Linked DNA regions of Homo sapiens: regions 1, 3, 4, 5 and 6 are each linked to region 2. Evidence: chromatin contacts called from ENCODE Hi-C or POLR2A ChIA-PET data. All regions are on one chromosome and are shown on one strand. The core of a region is the stretch at or near the end of the contact, and the rest is flanking DNA. Distances in the headings are between cores, read along the strand shown. Region 1 holds the start of EAF2 (ELL associated factor 2). Region 2 holds the start of NDUFB4 (NADH:ubiquinone oxidoreductase subunit B4). Region 3 holds the start of GOLGB1 (golgin B1). Region 4 holds the start of HCLS1 (hematopoietic cell-specific Lyn substrate 1). Region 5 holds the start of WDR5B-DT (WDR5B divergent transcript). Region 6 holds the start of ARHGAP31 (Rho GTPase activating protein 31).

The links. Hi-C counts contacts between places; a loop is a spot of excess contacts on that map. ChIA-PET counts read pairs that join two places held with the same protein, here RNA polymerase II (POLR2A). Pooled maps may share reads with other maps.
Region 1: a map of CD4-positive, alpha-beta T cell shows a loop between it and region 2 (5-fold over the local background). The contact joins the promoter of EAF2 here to the promoter of NDUFB4 in region 2. A Hi-C loop is called at or near these places in 3 of 168 maps with a recorded cell type or tissue (CD4-positive, alpha-beta T cell, CD8-positive, alpha-beta T cell and naive thymus-derived CD4-positive, alpha-beta T cell) and 9 of 50 pooled maps.
Region 3: a loop to region 2 is called in a map of naive thymus-derived CD4-positive, alpha-beta T cell, with 13 times the contacts of the local background. The contact joins the promoter of GOLGB1 here to the promoter of NDUFB4 in region 2. A Hi-C loop is called at or near these places in 2 of 168 maps with a recorded cell type or tissue (CD4-positive, alpha-beta memory T cell and naive thymus-derived CD4-positive, alpha-beta T cell) and 10 of 50 pooled maps.
Region 4: a map of naive thymus-derived CD4-positive, alpha-beta T cell shows a loop between it and region 2 (4-fold over the local background). The contact joins the promoter of HCLS1 here to the promoter of NDUFB4 in region 2. A Hi-C loop is called at or near these places in 1 of 168 maps with a recorded cell type or tissue (naive thymus-derived CD4-positive, alpha-beta T cell) and 8 of 50 pooled maps. POLR2A ChIA-PET finds 5 or more read pairs at or near these places in 1 of 52 experiments (activated naive CD4-positive, alpha-beta T cell).
Region 5: a loop to region 2 is called in a pooled map, with 28 times the contacts of the local background. The contact joins the promoter of WDR5B-DT here to the promoter of NDUFB4 in region 2. A Hi-C loop is called at or near these places in 7 of 50 pooled maps.
Region 6: a pooled map shows a loop between it and region 2 (10-fold over the local background). The contact joins the promoter of ARHGAP31 here to the promoter of NDUFB4 in region 2. A Hi-C loop is called at or near these places in 8 of 50 pooled maps.

The regions. Positions count from the first base shown.
Region 1 is chr3:121,833,871-121,836,603 of GRCh38, forward strand. It overlaps EAF2 (ELL associated factor 2), which reads left to right and starts at 1,339. Exons shown (of 6, transcript NM_018456.6): 1 at 1,339-1,521. The coding sequence starts at 1,416. It overlaps IQCB1 (IQ motif containing B1), which reads right to left and starts at 1,190. Exons shown (of 15, transcript NM_001023570.4): 1 at 1,096-1,190; 2 at 521-609.
Region 2 is chr3:120,594,960-120,597,787 of GRCh38, forward strand. It overlaps NDUFB4 (NADH:ubiquinone oxidoreductase subunit B4), which reads left to right and starts at 1,377. Exons shown (of 3, transcript NM_004547.6): 1 at 1,377-1,580. The coding sequence starts at 1,401. RefSeq lists enhancers at 1,448-1,787, 2,828.
Region 3 is chr3:121,748,446-121,751,281 of GRCh38, forward strand. GOLGB1 (golgin B1) reads right to left here and starts at 1,296. Exons shown (of 22, transcript NM_001366282.2): 1 at 1,187-1,296. RefSeq lists enhancers at 954-1,003, 1,024-1,263.
Region 4 is chr3:121,659,462-121,662,161 of GRCh38, forward strand. HCLS1 (hematopoietic cell-specific Lyn substrate 1) reads right to left here and starts at 1,442. Exons shown (of 14, transcript NM_005335.6): 1 at 1,359-1,442. RefSeq lists enhancers at 1,285-1,474, 1,665-1,714.
Region 5 is chr3:122,414,942-122,417,655 of GRCh38, forward strand. It overlaps WDR5B-DT (WDR5B divergent transcript), which reads left to right and starts at 1,265. Exons shown (of 3, transcript NR_125405.1): 1 at 1,265-1,309. It overlaps WDR5B (WD repeat domain 5B), which reads right to left and starts at 1,121. Exons shown (of 1, transcript NM_019069.4): 1 at 1-1,121. The coding sequence starts at 587. RefSeq lists enhancers at 666-865, 1,101-1,918, 1,136-1,375, 1,406-1,455, 1,616-1,815 and 1 more.
Region 6 is chr3:119,293,109-119,295,808 of GRCh38, forward strand. ARHGAP31 (Rho GTPase activating protein 31) reads left to right here and starts at 1,275. Exons shown (of 12, transcript NM_020754.4): 1 at 1,275-1,896. The coding sequence starts at 1,797. RefSeq lists an enhancer at 698-747 and a silencer at 1,588-1,707.

The DNA of each region.
Region 1 (2,733 bases), core at 89-2,588, 1.2 Mb after region 2:
TAACCATTTGGAGACCTCTTATCATGCTCCAGGAATTGTTCTAATTGCTTTCATGTATTAACTCATTTAATCATTCCAACAACTCTAAGGAACAGATACTATTATTTTTTTCCCAATTTGAACAATGAGCATACTTAAACTCTGGAGAATGTAATTAGCTGGCACAAAGTCACACTGTTAAGTATAAAGCAGGGGTTCAAACTAGAGCCACCATCTGCCTTAAAGCATTTAACTACGATATGAAACAGCTTCGGCACACCTTCAAAGGGTAGGATTTACACAGACAGGTTGAAGGAGACATAACCACCTACCCCAAAATCAATTGACAAATGTGCCTAAGGCAGAAGGTGAGGGAGTGCAGTTGGATTGCGTAATTACCCTGAAAAACCACCTGTTATGGAAACCATCTGTAAACTTTCTCGAGTGTTTCTCCTATAATTCAACACTTCTCCCATCTTTACATTAAATTCATGAAATTTGACACAAAAAGACAATTATTTATCTATTTTAAGGCTACTACCCTGTTGCCAGGCCACCGGGTCCGGCCCAGCCTTGATTCTTCGGGAATCACTTCTCCCTCGCCGCGCCTGTTACTGCCTCCACGGATCACTGTGAGGAAAATAAATGAAAAGGAAATTCAGTGCGATCCTGTTGCGGCTGATCCTAAATGTCTGCAGTTGCTATCTCCGAATCCTCTTTCTCCTCCCCACTACACATCCCCTTCTCCAGTCCTAGGACCACAAGAAACTTCCTCTGGTACAAAAAGGTCAGAAAACGATTACTGAGGTAACAGCGTCGCTTCAAGTCTAAGGACCGAGATTCTGGGGCCTCTGGGCTCCTTTACTCCAGATTCTAGACCCGGCTTTCGCGCTACCAGGCCTTGGATAAGACACTAGGCCCTGTGCCTGGACACTGCACCTCCCCAGGCCTCAGTTTCCACACCAGATCTCTACAGAGTGGGCGTGAGGGCAGGCCGATTCTCCCGTTAAGAGCTCTTACAAGCCGGCTGACTTCGTCCAGGAGCCTGGGGTCCTGGCCTCCTGGTAGGCGCCCTGGGGCCCTCTCCCTCCCCAGCCACCACCTCAGATAAGTTACCTCATCCTCGCTTCGCGTTCTTCCACTAAAGAACCTGGGGCTCCCACGCCGCACTACAGCGCCGCGGCCTTCCGGGGCAGCGTGCGTCGCGACGCGGGAAGGGGCCTGGAGGCGGGACTAGGAGCCTCGGAGTCAAGGGGCGGAGCGCCCTTTGCTAATAAGCCAATCAGAACGTGAGACGCTCCGGTGGGGCGGTGCGCGTCGAGCGCGGGGTGGAGTCTGGGTGACTTGGCTGGCGGGATCAAGTGCAGCTGCTTCAGGCTGAGGTGGCAGATAGTGAGCGCTGGTGGCGGAGTTAAAGTCAAAGCAGGAGAGTAATTATGAATAGCGCAGCGGGATTCTCACACCTAGACCGTCGCGAGCGGGTTCTCAAGTTAGGGGAGAGTTTCGAGAAGCAGCCGCGCTGCGCCTTCCACACTGTGCGCTGTGAGTGAGGACCATCCGGGGATAGAGGGGGAGCCTCCCGGGATGGGGGTGAAGAGGCACAAACCCCTCTGGGTTTTGTTCCCACAGTACCCCTTACACTGTTGGAGACTACGGGGCGGGGAGGGGGGAGGCAGCGCGATCCTCTAACCTGCTCGGAGTCTTAGGGGGTCGGTGGAAGGAATCGGAGTAGAGCAAATGTGGGTAAACCCTGGACAGAGAGCGTTGAGACCAGCAGACAGGAAGGGAAAGTGTGAAAAAAGTCTGTAGAGGTGACTGTGGAGACAGACGTGACAGGTGGATGATGCAGGGGTGGACAGGAAAATAATAAGGTGACAAATGGGAAGGGACTAAGGACCGAATGCCGGGGAACTTGAATGCCTTGAGGCTGGTGGGGCAATATTCTCTCTTTTCATCACTTTTTCTCACCTCTGGCAGATGAGGGTTCTTATTTGGTGTGTTCTTTGCAAAGGGAGAAATTCTCAACCATCCCAATGATCTGTATATCTCTTTGGACCCCAGATTTCACTCAGTTATCAAATACTGATTATCAAAGTATTCGAGGGTGTGTTATTAATTTCTTTATTTGGAAGATGCTTACCTCCCTATGATTTCTACCCTTTGGTTTTCTTTATGTCCTCTGGAACTAGTTTTAATAAATTATTCTCTTTTATGTTGTTGGAGTAGAAAAAGGAGCTCTTTTGCTTTAGCAGTTGGATGATATAGATTCCAGGAAGGAAAATATAGCATATAAGTTTTTATGTGTAAGACATTCGTTTTTTGCATAACAACTGTCATAGAATTGTAGAGCGGGAAGGAAACTTCAAGATCACTGAATTATAACTTCTCATTTTTCTGTGGTAAAACTGTAAGTATTTTTTCACTTCCTTTCCCCAGCCTTGCCCTTCCTTAATATCTCATCATTCCGCCTTTCTCAGTCATTCTGTTCTCGGGTTGTTTAGAGACCTTTATGGTTTTTACTCTGAAATGTTCCATGGTTCAATCAAAACAACTAATTAAAGCATACATTCTCCCAAAAGTTTATTTAAGTTGTAGACAATTTAGTTATAGTTACTCAAAGTAAAGGTATGAAGAACCACTGGTTTTAACCCTGCAAGAATATATTTACTAAAAGGGTTTTTTTAAAGCAAAATTAACATCCAATTGGTAGAATAAATGGGTGAGATATTTGTGAACAGAAACTCTTCAACAGTG
Region 2 (2,828 bases), core at 127-2,626:
TCAGCCTGAATCCTCATGAGTCCATTTTGCTCTATATTCATCTGGACATTAGACTACTTTGAAATATTACCATTTCTGCCTATTCTTTCTGTACTGCCTGATTGTCAGCTCCCGAAAGGCAAACACCCCATCTTCCATTTTGTCTGGATTTCCCCCACTGAGCCTAGAAGATTGACTTAACACTGACTAGTGTGCTGTGTGCTTCACGCGGTGGGTGCTTAATAAATATTTTAAAACAGTATTAAAATGTTGAATAAATTTGACAGCAGTGCTGCTTCTCATCATTTCAAATGCCAACACTTTCTAGGTCCCTTTTCTAGCAACCATTTCCCAACATACCTACGCGCCCCCAGACGTTTCAGCCAAGCTGGGGCTCTCTTTTGATCCATCCTTCTTTGCCCGAGTTATGGAAATATTGTTTACATTTTTTCCCCTGAGGAGAAGGGGAACCCAAAGACCCTGCTGTGAAACTTGAAGTTGTTTTTCTCCTTGGTAACTGGGGAGAAGGAAGGACAGTAGGGACAGAGAAGGTTTTGTTTCTGATTACTTCAGTTTTCGCCCCAGATCGTCTTTTACAATAAGATACATGCCCCTATGAGTATTTTCATACCTGTAAGGATGTTTTTAATTCTTTGCATCTGAAGAGTGCTAAGGATTTTAGGCAAGAGGTTTTAGTATTTTAACTAAGATGTTTTCTCATGAGCTTTATTCAGTATCTCATTTTCTTCCTGACCTTCTATAGTCAGTCAGGCAACATTTCTCTTATAACATCATTTTTCCTATTAATCATTATTTCGTACCTGTGAAAAATAAGCTTACACTTAATGTTGTATGAATCTAGCATGGTAAAGTACAGAAAAGCTTATTCTCTTCTTCTTGGGTAGGGAATTCTGTTTTGCAAAGCACTTTGTGATCTATTTGTTAGCTTATTTAATCCTCACAACAACTTTGCTAGGTGGACAGGAGTCATTATCTCCAGGATAAGGAAAAGGAAACTCAGAGACTTTAAGTGACTTATCCAAGGTGACACAGCACGGTTAGACCCACAATGAAAACCCGGACTTCTGACTCCACAGCCAGTCCCACACAGCTCAACTTTACATAATAAGCCCTGGTTATGTCAGTAGAGACAAGGCTGCTAGGAAGAAGCAGCGCGGTGACAGATGAGTAGGTGGGGAGCGGCGGTGGGGCAGGGCGCACTGCGAGAAGAGCACTTCGCGCATGCGCATATCACCGAGCGAACGCGCCGTGTTCGGGAAGGTAGGAGAAAGAGGCGGAGCTCCTTGTTAACGACATCCCCAACCTCTGCTAACGCGCAGGCGCACTTCCTGAAGCTGAAGGTCAGCATAGACAAAGGGCCTCAGAATCGCGCAGGCGCAATTGTGCCCTGGTTCGCCAAGATGTCGTTCCCAAAGTATAAGCCGTCGAGCCTGCGCACTCTGCCTGAGACCCTCGACCCAGCCGAATACAACATATCTCCGGAAACCCGGCGGGCGCAAGCCGAGCGGTTGGCCATAAGAGCCCAGCTGAAACGAGAGTACCTGCTTCAGTACAACGATCCCAACCGCCGAGGGCTCATCGTGAGTGTGGGGCCTCCCAGGCGGGAATAGGGCCCGAGTCCTGGGAGAGACCGAGAGAGACCACGCAAAGGGTCGGCCACCGCTCCCGATCAGTATCTCAGACGCAGGTCCTCTTCCAGGCCTAGCCAACTCACTACCCTTTTACCTTTGCCAGAGCTTGGCCCTCGAGAGGACCGGCTCTGGACTCAGACCTGGCTGGGTTTGAATCCTGGCTTGATCACTTCCTGCCTGCGTGACCTTAAGAACGTTATTCACTCTGCTTATCCTCGATTTTCTGTCTGCAAAATGGGCGTAATATAGTGCTTACTCTTTTATCAGGCTGTTAGGATTAAATGAGATAGAGTATGTGACTGTCCTAGCACAGTGCCTCGTTCGTAAGGCGTGTTCAGAAAATGTTTCTATATATATGCATATATATATTATATTATATATATATTCTATATATATGCATATATATTATATTCTATATATATGCATATATATTTTATATATATGCATATATATTATATTCTATATATATGCATATATATTTTATATATATATATAATTTTAAAGAGCTGGTGTTTACCTTTCAGTTCACAGCTCATAGGGATACTGCTCTCTCCTGATGGGAATACAGTGATTCCTTCAACCTGCATCTTTTAAAGACCCTGAAGCTTGCTGAAGTTCTAGGCTTTGGAGTCAGAACCCAAAGCACTACTCATTGGCTAACTCTGTTACCTTGGGCAACTTCAACTCCTCTGAATTATAGTTTCCTGGTTTCGTATATAAATGATGTGCATTATGAGGTTAAATAAGACAGTCTGTGTAACATTCGCAGCACATAATATATGCCCAGTAAACTGGTAATTAACAGGTGTGCTTTCATTAGGTAGTTTTCTATACAGGAACTAAGTAGGTTAAATATGATGTTAACAGAACAGGACTGGACTTTTCCCACACGTTGCATTGGTGTTTTGGAATTTTTGGAAGTTATGAGGATTGAATGAAAGTTACAATGTGCCAGGCACTGTGCTAAAACTCTTTTTGAGTACTATTTACATATCACAACTATTTGGATGATTAAGCTCTACTACTGTCCCCATTTTACAGATGAGAAGACAACATGGGAAGGACAAGTAGGTCATACAGAGATACCTCTTTAGTAGGTGATAGAGCAAAATTCTAACCCTGGTTTGTGTAACCCACAGCATCTGCTTTTAACTAGTTGGTTATACTGTCTCCAGCCAGAACCTTGTTAACTTGGGA
Region 3 (2,836 bases), core at 46-2,545, 1.2 Mb after region 2:
GAAAAGAAAAACATTAAATGGTCATTCTGTGGTCAAGGGATGAGAAGTAAAAGCTATGAAGCAGTTAATGTACAATGCCTGCAACTTTTGAGTACTCTTCAACTTTTTCCTGCATCTATTCCAAAACCAAATCCTGCCATTTTTCCAATAGGATATTTCCTGAGTTTGCCCCTTCATAACCATTCTGACCATCTAAATCTTATCAATTCACGCTTTTGGAAAGGCCTCTGGCCCTTATGTAAAGAGCCCTCCACTTGCTTGCATCTTGCACAGAACTGTAAAAAGGTCCTTTAAATGCTCAGACAGCTTCCAACTATCTCCAAAAGTGAAAGTACTTACCCATGATTGTAAATATCCCTGTCCCACTCTCAAACTGTCCGCTCCCCATAGACCAACTGGAGCTCTTTAAATAAGTCAGACAAATATATTCCTCATTCCTCAAAGGACTCACCCTCCCTTTCACATTCCGGTTGTGCAGATTAAACATACTCCACACCATCAAACCAAGTTATTTTTCCTCGAGAACTCTCTTAGAGGTTCCTTTTTCTCTAACAGCCTGCCCACCTCTGATTCCTGGGATTTTCGTGTTGACGGGATCGTTGGGATCTTTCCTCTCTTCTCATCTTTCCAGTAACCCATTAGCATTAGCAGGATTATTGGACAGGCCTCCGTTTGCATTAATATCTCCAATGATTCTGTGATCTCCGCCCTAAAGACCTTTGATTTCTTTTGGTCGCGCCTCCCCTTCGGGACACCAAGTTTGTTTAGGGCCTGAGCACAGGGGCCCAGCAGGTTCTTTCCGACGTCAGCGGCTGCGTACGGAGGCCGACTTAGGCAGGCCGCTCCAGGAACAAGGCCGTGCGGACAGGACTGACCTAGGCGCTTTTCCCCGTCGCTCCCAGAGGAGAAACGTACCGGGGAGGGGACAGACCGTGAGCAAGTGGTCCAAGTCTGCGCAGGGTGACCCCGAAGGCCCACCGGAGAGGCCGAGGCTTGTGGGCTACTAGAACTAGGCCTGGTAGGTGAAGGAGGCGGGTGAAGGGCCGGATCCAGGACTGAATCCGGGAGAGGCGGGGCGAGGAGGGGACTCCGGTGTAGCTGCTTGGGCAGCTCCCGCGGCCCCTCTGGCGGGGGTGACCGTTATTGGACTCGCAGAGGGAAGAGTTGGGTAGCGTCCCCTACTCACCTAGAAGCGCTGCCGCCTGAGGCTCCAGCTGCCCCCCTCCCAATTCAAGCCACGTCAGCTCGGGAAGCCCGTACGCGACACCTTCCACCGCCGCGCCCCGCCAGGGACTCAGCCACTAGCAGTTGGGACGGAAGATGGGATTAAGACACCGACCAATCAGGACTATCGGCAGGACGTTACCAGGGAGACCAGGCACACCTTGTTTGTTACCAACCTATCAACAATGACGGAAACCAATCAACGACAGAAGATGCTCCGCTTCCTCAAAGAAACAGCCAATGGACCCTAAAGAGTGAATGAGGGGAGTGATTAGACGCGAGTAGGTGCCCCGGAACAAGATCTGGGGAGGGACAGGAAGTGTCGAGTGGGCGGGCGTTCTGGGAAAGGTCAGATGTTCTCAGTGTGAAGTGGTTATGCTGGCTTCCTCCAATTCCTCCTCTTCGTCGGTTGTGACTGACCGAGACAGCGGCTTGGGCTTCGGCAGAGACTTGAGACTGCGGGCACCCGCTGCCATTAGGATTGTTGAATGAGCTGTGAGAAGGGAGTGGGGGATATGGGACTCTTAGATTGAAAAAATACTGGAGCCTCTTAGTTGTTCGTCTAGTTTCACCTTTTGATTTTGTTGATGAAAAATAATTAACCACAGAAGTAACTTGCCCAAAGTCAAACAGCGACTTAGTGATGGAACTCGGACTAGAACCCGGTGTCAGTATGAAAGAGGATCAGCAATGTCTGTAAGGACATGATTGTGAGAGAGAGAGTAGTGAATACTAGGAAGGTGCCTCTTACAAAGTGGAGCCTAAGCCAGGACCTAAGCAAAGATTGAGAGTTGAGGGCTCAGGCTCTGCAATGAGTGTCAGTGAGGAGCTCCAGCAAAAGACTGAAATCACTCATGCTTTCCTTAAACCCCTAAGGAAAGGGAAGGAAAGTAGCCAGTTTCCAATGAGCTGTCATTTCAGGCACTCTCTTGGCAATAAGAGTAATGTTAGTTTGAATTTATTGAATCTTGCTGTGCACTCAGCTGGCCCATTGTATGTATACTCATCTTAATGATTACATAACTTCACAATTCAAACATCAGCTAAGTAAGGCCTTTCCTGGCTGCCCATCTTACGGAACTGGAGGTCATTATTCTAAGTGAAATAAGTCTGGCACAGAAAGACAAATATCCCATGGTCTCACTCATGTGGGAGCTTAAAAAGTTGATCTCATGGAGTAGAGATAAGTACCAGAGGCTGGGAAGGTGGAGTTGGGGGAGGGAGGGAAGAGATTGGTTAATGGGTACAAACGTAGATAGAAGGAATAAGTTCAAGTGTTTGATAGCACAGTAGGGTGACTATAGTTAACAATATGTTATATATTTCAAAATAACTAGGAGATTAGAAATGTTCCAAACACAAAAATGATAAATGTTTGAGGTGATAGATATCCTAAACACCCTGATTTGATCATTACACATTGTATGCATATATCAAACTACCACACCCCATAAATATGTACAAATATGTATCAATACAAACATAAATAAAATTGCAATTTCCTGCATGCACTATATACTTCTTCTTTGCTTCTTTTTCCCCTAAGCATTTTGCCATCTAAAGTACTATATATTTCATTTATCTGGTATCTCTCTTCTCATTAGATTATAAG
Region 4 (2,700 bases), core at 192-2,691, 1.1 Mb after region 2:
AACCACTCCTCGGGTTCTCCTGTCTCCACCTAGGCCTTCAGATTCTCCAGTTTTCTATTTCCACTTGAAAGCTCCATCTTCTCCATTGAGCAACCTCTTAAAAACCAGCCCAGGGGAAGTCTGGGTAAATCAGTTAAAGAGATGCTAAGGGGACACCGGAGAGATATTGACTGAGTCAGCCGGGAGTCATGGCTGAAAGCAGCTTGGCTTTCCCTGATGCGGTTGGAGACAGCAAAACATCCTTACTACCTGCATCCTTACTACCCCTCTGCTTCTCATCCCCTGGCTCCTGGGCTGCTGTGCAACAACAAAAGGACTGTCACACAGAAAACTGGAATGGAGAAGTTTCTGAAATAGTCATGAGCAATAAGGAAGCAATGAGGACTGATGGTCCCATCCTCCTTCCTGTGGCTCCTCTGAGGCCTCAGCCTGACTCTCCCATTCACCCATTTTTGAAATAAAGAGTTTCTGAAATAGAGACAATTTATCTAATATCCTTGACCTATTGACCAGAAACCAGAAAGGTAAGAAGTGCTATCTAGAGGTGAGAACCAGAGAGTAATCTGGTGAGGCCTTGTTGCGATGCTGACCTCCTGCATCAAAGTACACAGACTGGGAGTCAGAAGCCCTGGCTGTCACCCCAGCTCTGTGACTAAGCCTCTGAGGGACCATCACAAGGGCATCAACAGAGTAGGTACTCATTTGCCAGGTATCAGACCAGGCGATTAAGAAATACTAACTTTAATAATTTGGCAAATCAGCAATTATCTCTGATTTTCCCAGTGGAAAATAATGAAGGGGTTAACGTAGCTCATCTGTGGTCTCCTTGATTTCTGACATTCTGAGATTCTGTGATCTACGAACACAGAAACTAGCCCCAGCAGAACAATCATGCCTTCTCTTGGGCTCCATCAGCACTTGGTACTCAGTGCTAGTGTACATCAGTGACTACTTCCTGATCTGTTACATTTCCTGTGTGGGTTTGTTTCCCTGAGACCATATGCTCTTCAAGGGCAGACACTGTTTTCGTCTCCTGTGGTCCTCCTCCCAGCTCAGTACCTAGGGGAGACAGGCCTTAGAGTGGGTTGTAGATTGTCAGCAGAAACCAGGCAACACTTTGCTTGATGTTGGTGCTAGATGGCTCCTGAAACACTTGCCTTGGGTTTAAGCCCCTCCCTTTTGTTTCTATCTCCAGATGCTGATTTGCTACAACCACTCACAACCAGGCCTTCTGGCCATAAAAGGATAAAAGCCTACTAGTGGTGACCTTGCCCATCACCAAGGACTAAGAGCCAGGTAGGTTCCTCCTCAACTCTTACTCTGTGTTTCCCAACTGTCCCATGGCTCAGAGTACCCACCTCCACCTGTGCAAGCCTCTGTTCTAAGCGCCCGGCTCCTCGCGTCCACACCGACTCCCTCTCTGGCTGCTGCCACTTCGGAGTGAGAAACTGAGCTGCTGCTTCAGTTCCGTATTCAGGTTTTCGTCATTTCCTGCCACCCCATCCTCACAGCTACTTCCTGAAATTTGAGTCAGTTCCTTCTGCTTTAGACACTTAAATTTTAAAAGGATTAAATGTTTCTGTGCCTGGTCTTTTGCAAGGTTTTGACAATGGGGGTCATAGAGCAGTCATAGAAAATGCTGCTTTGACTCTGAGTTTGTAATCCAGTGAGAGAAACAAACATTCAACCAGAAAACACATTAGAGAATGCTGTAGAACAGCATTGTGTCCTAAATAGGGTGGCAGTTACATTTGAGACAGTAAAGGAATTCAGAGCATTTGGTATTGGGTGTATTCATCAAGAAAGGCTTTATGGGAAAAGTGATTTATATGTGGGTTTTGAAGCATAAGACTTAAAAAGAAACTCACCCCTATATTACCCACAGCACTTAAAAGTGGAGTTTTCATATAGATGTTCAAATAAACGTCGACCAATTGAATGCCAGAAGAGAATAACTCATGAGGGAAAAGGCAAGACATGGAAGGAGAGTTTCCTAGCTTGTTTGGGGCACTGTGGAGTCTGAGCTAACAAACTAAAGATTTGGCTCTAGAGCGTAGGAAGAATTCTGAAAGAACCAGGTGCTGGTCAGCTGATGGAAGAAGGTCTTTGTGGTATCCTGTTTTACTGCGTGTCAAGACTTGCTGCCCCTCCCTTCCCTCTTGAAGTCAGACTTACTCAGGTGACTTGTTTTGGCCAGTGACAGATACCACTTTCTGGCGGAGGCCGTAAGACCACTGCAAGCTTTGCCATGCTTTCACCACTGCCCAAGGCAACCTGCAATTCTCCATATTGGCTCCTCCAGCAGACTGGGTCCCTGAGTGAGAAAGAACACAAGTGGAGCCCCATCCACCATGTGGGGGAATTGGAGTCTTTCACTAAAAAATAGTCCTTTGTTTTGGCTACTGAGAATTTGAGGGTGTCTGTTATTGTATCTGACCTAGCCTTTCCTAATCTTGATTGTGGACTTCTTGATTTGTTCACAACGGTGCATCCTCCAAGGAGTTTAAGCAGGACTGGATGAAACTGGCCCATGATACAGGCACTTTTCTGCATTAGGAATATGAAGCCTCTGTCACTTCCAAATCTAAGGATTCTATGCCTGGGGGAGCTTTATTTATTCCTTCTACTTTATTACCTATTTATCATGGTGGTACCAAAGTTATGATAAGGAAGAGTACGTTTGTACAAGAGAAAAATCAC
Region 5 (2,714 bases), core at 15-2,514, 1.8 Mb after region 2:
GCATCCCAGATTCTACAGAGGCCATCATAGCTACCTGACACTATCAAGGACCCACTACAATTAAAATGAACAGCAGAAACTGGGTCAGAATGAGCAGACAAAGTCTTGAGACACTTTCCTGTTTTCACCTCCCATATTTTTACAGTCTCATCAAAAGATCCCGAGATTATAAGGTTGGATGGCGGATTGAAGTTACAACAAAAGACATAATTACTGTGCCCCTTCAGTGTTTTCAAACATTTTCCAGATCTCACATCCCATAATTTTAGAGTTTTATCATCTGAGGCAGAAACAAGACGACTGGAATCTGATGACCAGGCAACATCCGATATTTCCAAATTATGACCATAGAGTGTTTTCTCATATTTTCCATCATATGCTCCCCAAATTATGATTAGCCTATCAGCAGAAGAACTTGCTAGCCATTCTCCATTAGGACTAAACTTAACTGATGACACTGCTTCCGTGTGTCCCACAAGAGTACATTTGAGAGCATAGTTTGGGTTTTCAGGCACTTCCTTGCTCTGATTGGCCGATGAGGAGAGGGCCAACTGTGCTTTGGCGTCTCTTGACTCCTTGGTTGCCATGGCTCTGAAGCTCCAAGTTAGCAGGTGTACTAGGCGTTCAGCCCTGAACCAGGCAGTCCAGTACTTTGGCTTTCTGCCCAGCAAAATGAAGATAAACGCACAGGATTTTAAAATGTACAGTTTTGAAAGCTTAAAGTTTCTGGACAGTCTTTAAACTGTGAGACGGAATCAGCAGCACGGCTTGGACTTCAAGTTTTCATCTTTTTGTTAAGTACTTGAGAAATACTGTTAGAAGGATCCTGTGCGCTGTCAGCAAGTAGGACACAAATGTTCGGCATTCCGTTAATACATAAAGCCTTCAAAGCAGGGGCGACGCGAGGGGCACTCTCTACAGAAAGTATTCTTTCACCGCCGCCCCCCTCCCCAGGTCGAAATGTTTCGGAATGCTGAGCAGCCCTACCAGTCAGGCTAGGTACTTGAAGATGAATGAACCGCCGCTTTTAGCGGATTTCAGAAGCTAAAAGCCTACGAAGCCACCGAAACTGGAAACTCTGGCCTGTCGGCTACTTTTGCTCGTACCAGCAGGTGTGCACTGCCGCGTCAATCTCCAACAAAGCCGGAAAAGCAGCCTGGCGCATGTGCAAAGGAAGTCCCTCCTACCACTACCGAGCCGAGATGACCAATGGGAGACGGCCATCTGCGCCTGCGCAAAAAAGTCGCCAATGTTCATTTCCGGTCTTTTTCGCCCCGCCCTTCAAATGCGAAAGCGACTGCCTTCTTGGGTGAGTGCATTAGCTGGGTAGGGTCTGTCCCGGACCTAACTGGATAGTGTGGGAAGCAGTGGATCGTTGTTTCAAAAACCATTTCTTTTTGGAAATTGTCACAGAGAAGGACTAGATTTGCGGATGCCTACCTTAGCTGCAGGCTTAGGCCCACACCTGACGCGTAAGCTGCCTAAACGGCAGCTAACGTAGATCCACCCAGACGCCGGAAACGGGGGAAGCTCCTGCTTTGCATGGGTTCCGCTCCCTCCTGTTTGTTGTGGTGTGGAGCCAGGTGGCATGTGTGGCGATGGAGTCACGGGGCGGGTGACAGAATTTATGCCAGATTGTAAAATTCCTGGTTTAAGTTTCCCCTGGAAAAGTTTCGTAAAGGTTAAGAAACGTGTCTGTTGAGGTCCTTTAAAAGCCGGTGCTCTGCTGGGAGTAACGAGCAAACGTTTGTTTTAGCATCTACGGCTTAAGCTTCCATAGAGAAGTCGGTATCTCAAAGTTGCTTGAAACAGAAAAGGACAAAGAGGTTGGTGGAATAGGGTAACGGATAAGGTTACTCTTAAGGAGGTTTTAGAGAGCTTTCCCCAGTTTTAGGAGATGATTAATGGTCATGAAAGTGTGTAAAATATACATGCTATTGAAGTTGCAACGAAAGACATAATTACTGTGCCCCTTTAGTGTTTTCAAACATTTTCCAGATCTCACATCCTATAATTTTAGAGTTTTATCATCTGAGGCAGAAACAAGACGACTGGAATCTGATGACCAGGCAGACTTTTAAACAATAGGTTTACCAAAAAACTGGAAGCCCTACTAGTTTCTCCAACCTGTTGTTGCTCAGTAAAGAGTGCCCGAGGCCGAGCACTCACGCCTGTAATCCCAGCACTTTGGGAGGCCCAGTCGGGCGGGACACTTTAGGTCGGGTGTCCGAGACCAGCCTGACCAACATGGCGCAACCAATACTGCTAAAAATACAAAAATTAGCTGCGCGTGATGGCGCACGCCTGTAGTCCCAGCTACTCAGGAGGCTGAGGTGGGAGAATGGCATGAACCAGGAGGTGGAGGGTGCAGTAAGCTGAGATTCCACCAGTGCACTCCAGCCTGGGCAACAGTGAGACTCCGTCTCAAAAAAAAAAAAAAAAAGAGTGCCCAAGAAAAGCAGAAAAAACGTGGCTTAAAAGATTTTACTGGTGGCTGGTCACGATGCAAATGTCTCATCAGCGTCAAGAATTTAAAAGCACTTGGAAACAATGGGTATCCTATTGTATACTTATTAGGGATAATTGAAAGTCTTGGCCTTTATAAGGCACAACAGGCACCGTTAGGTCACCTGTAATAAACCGACTGTAGTTAAAATATCATTACTTTAAGACCCTACCAGTCTAGGGGGAAATTTAAATAAGAATTGGACAAA
Region 6 (2,700 bases), core at 25-2,524, 1.3 Mb before region 2:
GTAACTAGATCTTCCATTTTTTCAAGAGAAGCCAGAAATTCAGATTTTATGTGAAATCTCTTAACTTTTTAATGCTAGCTACTAATTTTAAAACGTGTTAAAGCATGGTGTCTGCCAGCCAAGTACATCTATGGGCCAGATCTGGCAGGGTGGCTATCAAGTTGTGACCTCTGACATAGAGAAAATGTCAAGGGTCAAAGTTCATAGACTGTTAAGGTTACATAGAGAGACAGTGACTGTAAAGGGATTCAGTACCTAAAATGCTACGGATGCAGCTTTGCCAGCAATCTGAGCTGTATGACATATGCCCCTATCCTTCAAGCCTGTATATGGATTTGAATTTATACAGGAAGTTTCATCTAATCCTCAAATGGTTAAATCACAAGAATTTGAGTGCTTTCTGTGTGCTGAGTACACAGAAGTTAAAGAATTTAAAATCTAACTGGAGAAGAAAAAAACATGCCCTCTTGAAACAACTTGAAACAAATTATGAAAGAACCTGGGAGACTGCTTTCTTCACATTTCATGTGTCAGAGGCATCTTAAATCCTGGTTTGTCCCCCCCAAATCACTTCCATTTAGAAAACTTTGCAGTAGTGTGTGTGTGTGTCTTGAATATGTAACCAGAAATCTGATTTCCTGGGCAGTGGTTACAAAGCTGCAGCCTCTCTTTGCCCAGGGGTATCTTTACCCCAGAGTGGGAGGGGAGTGAGCTGAGGTGGGGGTGCACGAACGCTGCAGAGGAGGTTGGGATGGGAGTGGCCGGCGTGAAGCCACTGCCTGTCAGGTTTCTCCGCTGGAGTCCCCTGTTTGTCTCTGTCATTACTCTTTAAGTATTTGCGTAGCAGACAGGCGGGCACCGAAATAGAAAGTGTCAAAGATACGATGACAATGAGGATAAAACCAGGGCAGAGGGTTCTGAAAGTCCCAACCAGCACGGTCCCCGCAGAATGCCAGCGCACCTCCTCCCGCCACTTCAAAGAGCCGGCTCGGCGGGGCAGGAAGCGGCGGCTGCGGCTGCGGGTCCTGCGAGAAGAGCGCGATTTCCTCCGGGGCTGCCCAGTTATCTCTGGAGTCGCAGAACTGCTCTCGGGAGAACGCGTTCTCTACCCCAACCCCGTGCTCCTCAACCCACCCACCTACTTCCTCTAGCTCCACACACTCACAAGCACCGAGCTGCCAAAAATTTCCACCCACCGCCCCCCTCCCTAGCTAACTTCCTTCCAGCATTTCCTGAGCTGGATGATCCTAGGATTTGTAAGACAGGAAAAAAAGGAAGGCGTGAGGGCGGGCAGCAGCGACAGGATGCTTGTTTTTCGCTCTACCAAAGTCGTCTGAAGGCGAGACAGCGGGCCCAGGGCGCAGGACCCACCGCAGCCCCCTGGGCAGTCTCCTCGCCCCGCGTCCGCGTCGTCTCCGGGGCACTTAGTAAGGGGTGGGGAGAGCTTGCCCTCCCTCTTAAGCTGAGGAGAAACACCCGAAGACACCGCAGGAGCCTGTGAAAGTCCCTAGGACTCCAAGTGAGGAAGTGACACTCCCAGGCGAGCCGGCCCGCGGCTGCCAGTCTGCACGGCCTCGGCACGGCGGCCCCGGAGCGGCGCGGGGTGGATCTCAGGCTCTGCCGGCCCGCGGCCCGCGGGGTCCATGCGCAGGGCCCCCAGCCCAAGTTCTTCCATCTTCCGATGCGGCCCCCCAGAGCCGCGGGGCAGCCGGTGATCTAGCCCGGGAGCCCATCTTACAGCGGTGCCAAGCAGAGGGGCGGCAGAGACGGAGGGGCAGCCTCTTTGGGACTAACTCATGAAGAACAAGGGTGCTAAGCAGAAGCTGAAACGAAAGGGAGCCGCCAGCGCGTTTGGCTGTGACCTGACGGAGTATCTGGAAAGCTCGGGACAGGATGGTAATGTGCCTTGGCCTTTCTCCCCCGCCCCCACCTTCTTTTTGTTTGAGGGAGAGACGGACTCTCTCGAGTTGTGATAGAGTCGGTTCACAAGTTAATGTATTCCAGGCCTGTGCGCTCATTGCACTTTTTTTTCTTTTTTTTTTTTAAAGAACATAAACGATTCTTAAGGTGCACAGCGCTGCTGTCCCGACGCGCAGAGGCTGCTGTGTCAGTCCTTCCGTTTGCCTCACACAAGCTGTTAATGGGTGGTACTGCCGCAAGTTTACCGGGCCACCTCAGGGGATGGGGGTGGAAGCTGCAGAGGTCCCAATCCTAAACTTGGCACGTTGGAAGGGAGGGAGGAGGGGTGGACATGTGGGATGGTGATCAGTGGTCTTGCCTGGGTACAAAATCATGACCGCCTTAGCTGTCCCTCCTGGGCTCTCCAATTTCGTCTGCTCACATCTTTTTTTATTAATGTGTTAGAAGGCAGTTGCGGGTGGGGGGTGGGGGAGGATCCTGGCTGGGGGAGTGGTTGCACAAACATTTCTGAATTTCTGAGCTGATGCCAAATATATAGTACCTCCACCCCCTTTCCACAACCCCCTCCCCGCCCTGCAAGACCTTTTCCCTCCTCTTGGCTTTCAGATTAACATTTGGTGTGTCAGACAAGAAGAGTGTTGTAAAAAGGTCAGAGGGCCTCCATTTTTAAATAGTTTAGGGTAAGTAGAGAAAAGGAAAACTTCTCTGTTTTCAAGGTCAGATGGGGGTAGGGGGGAGTTGGGGATGGGGGAATCCAGCGGAGACAATTTAAACATTTGT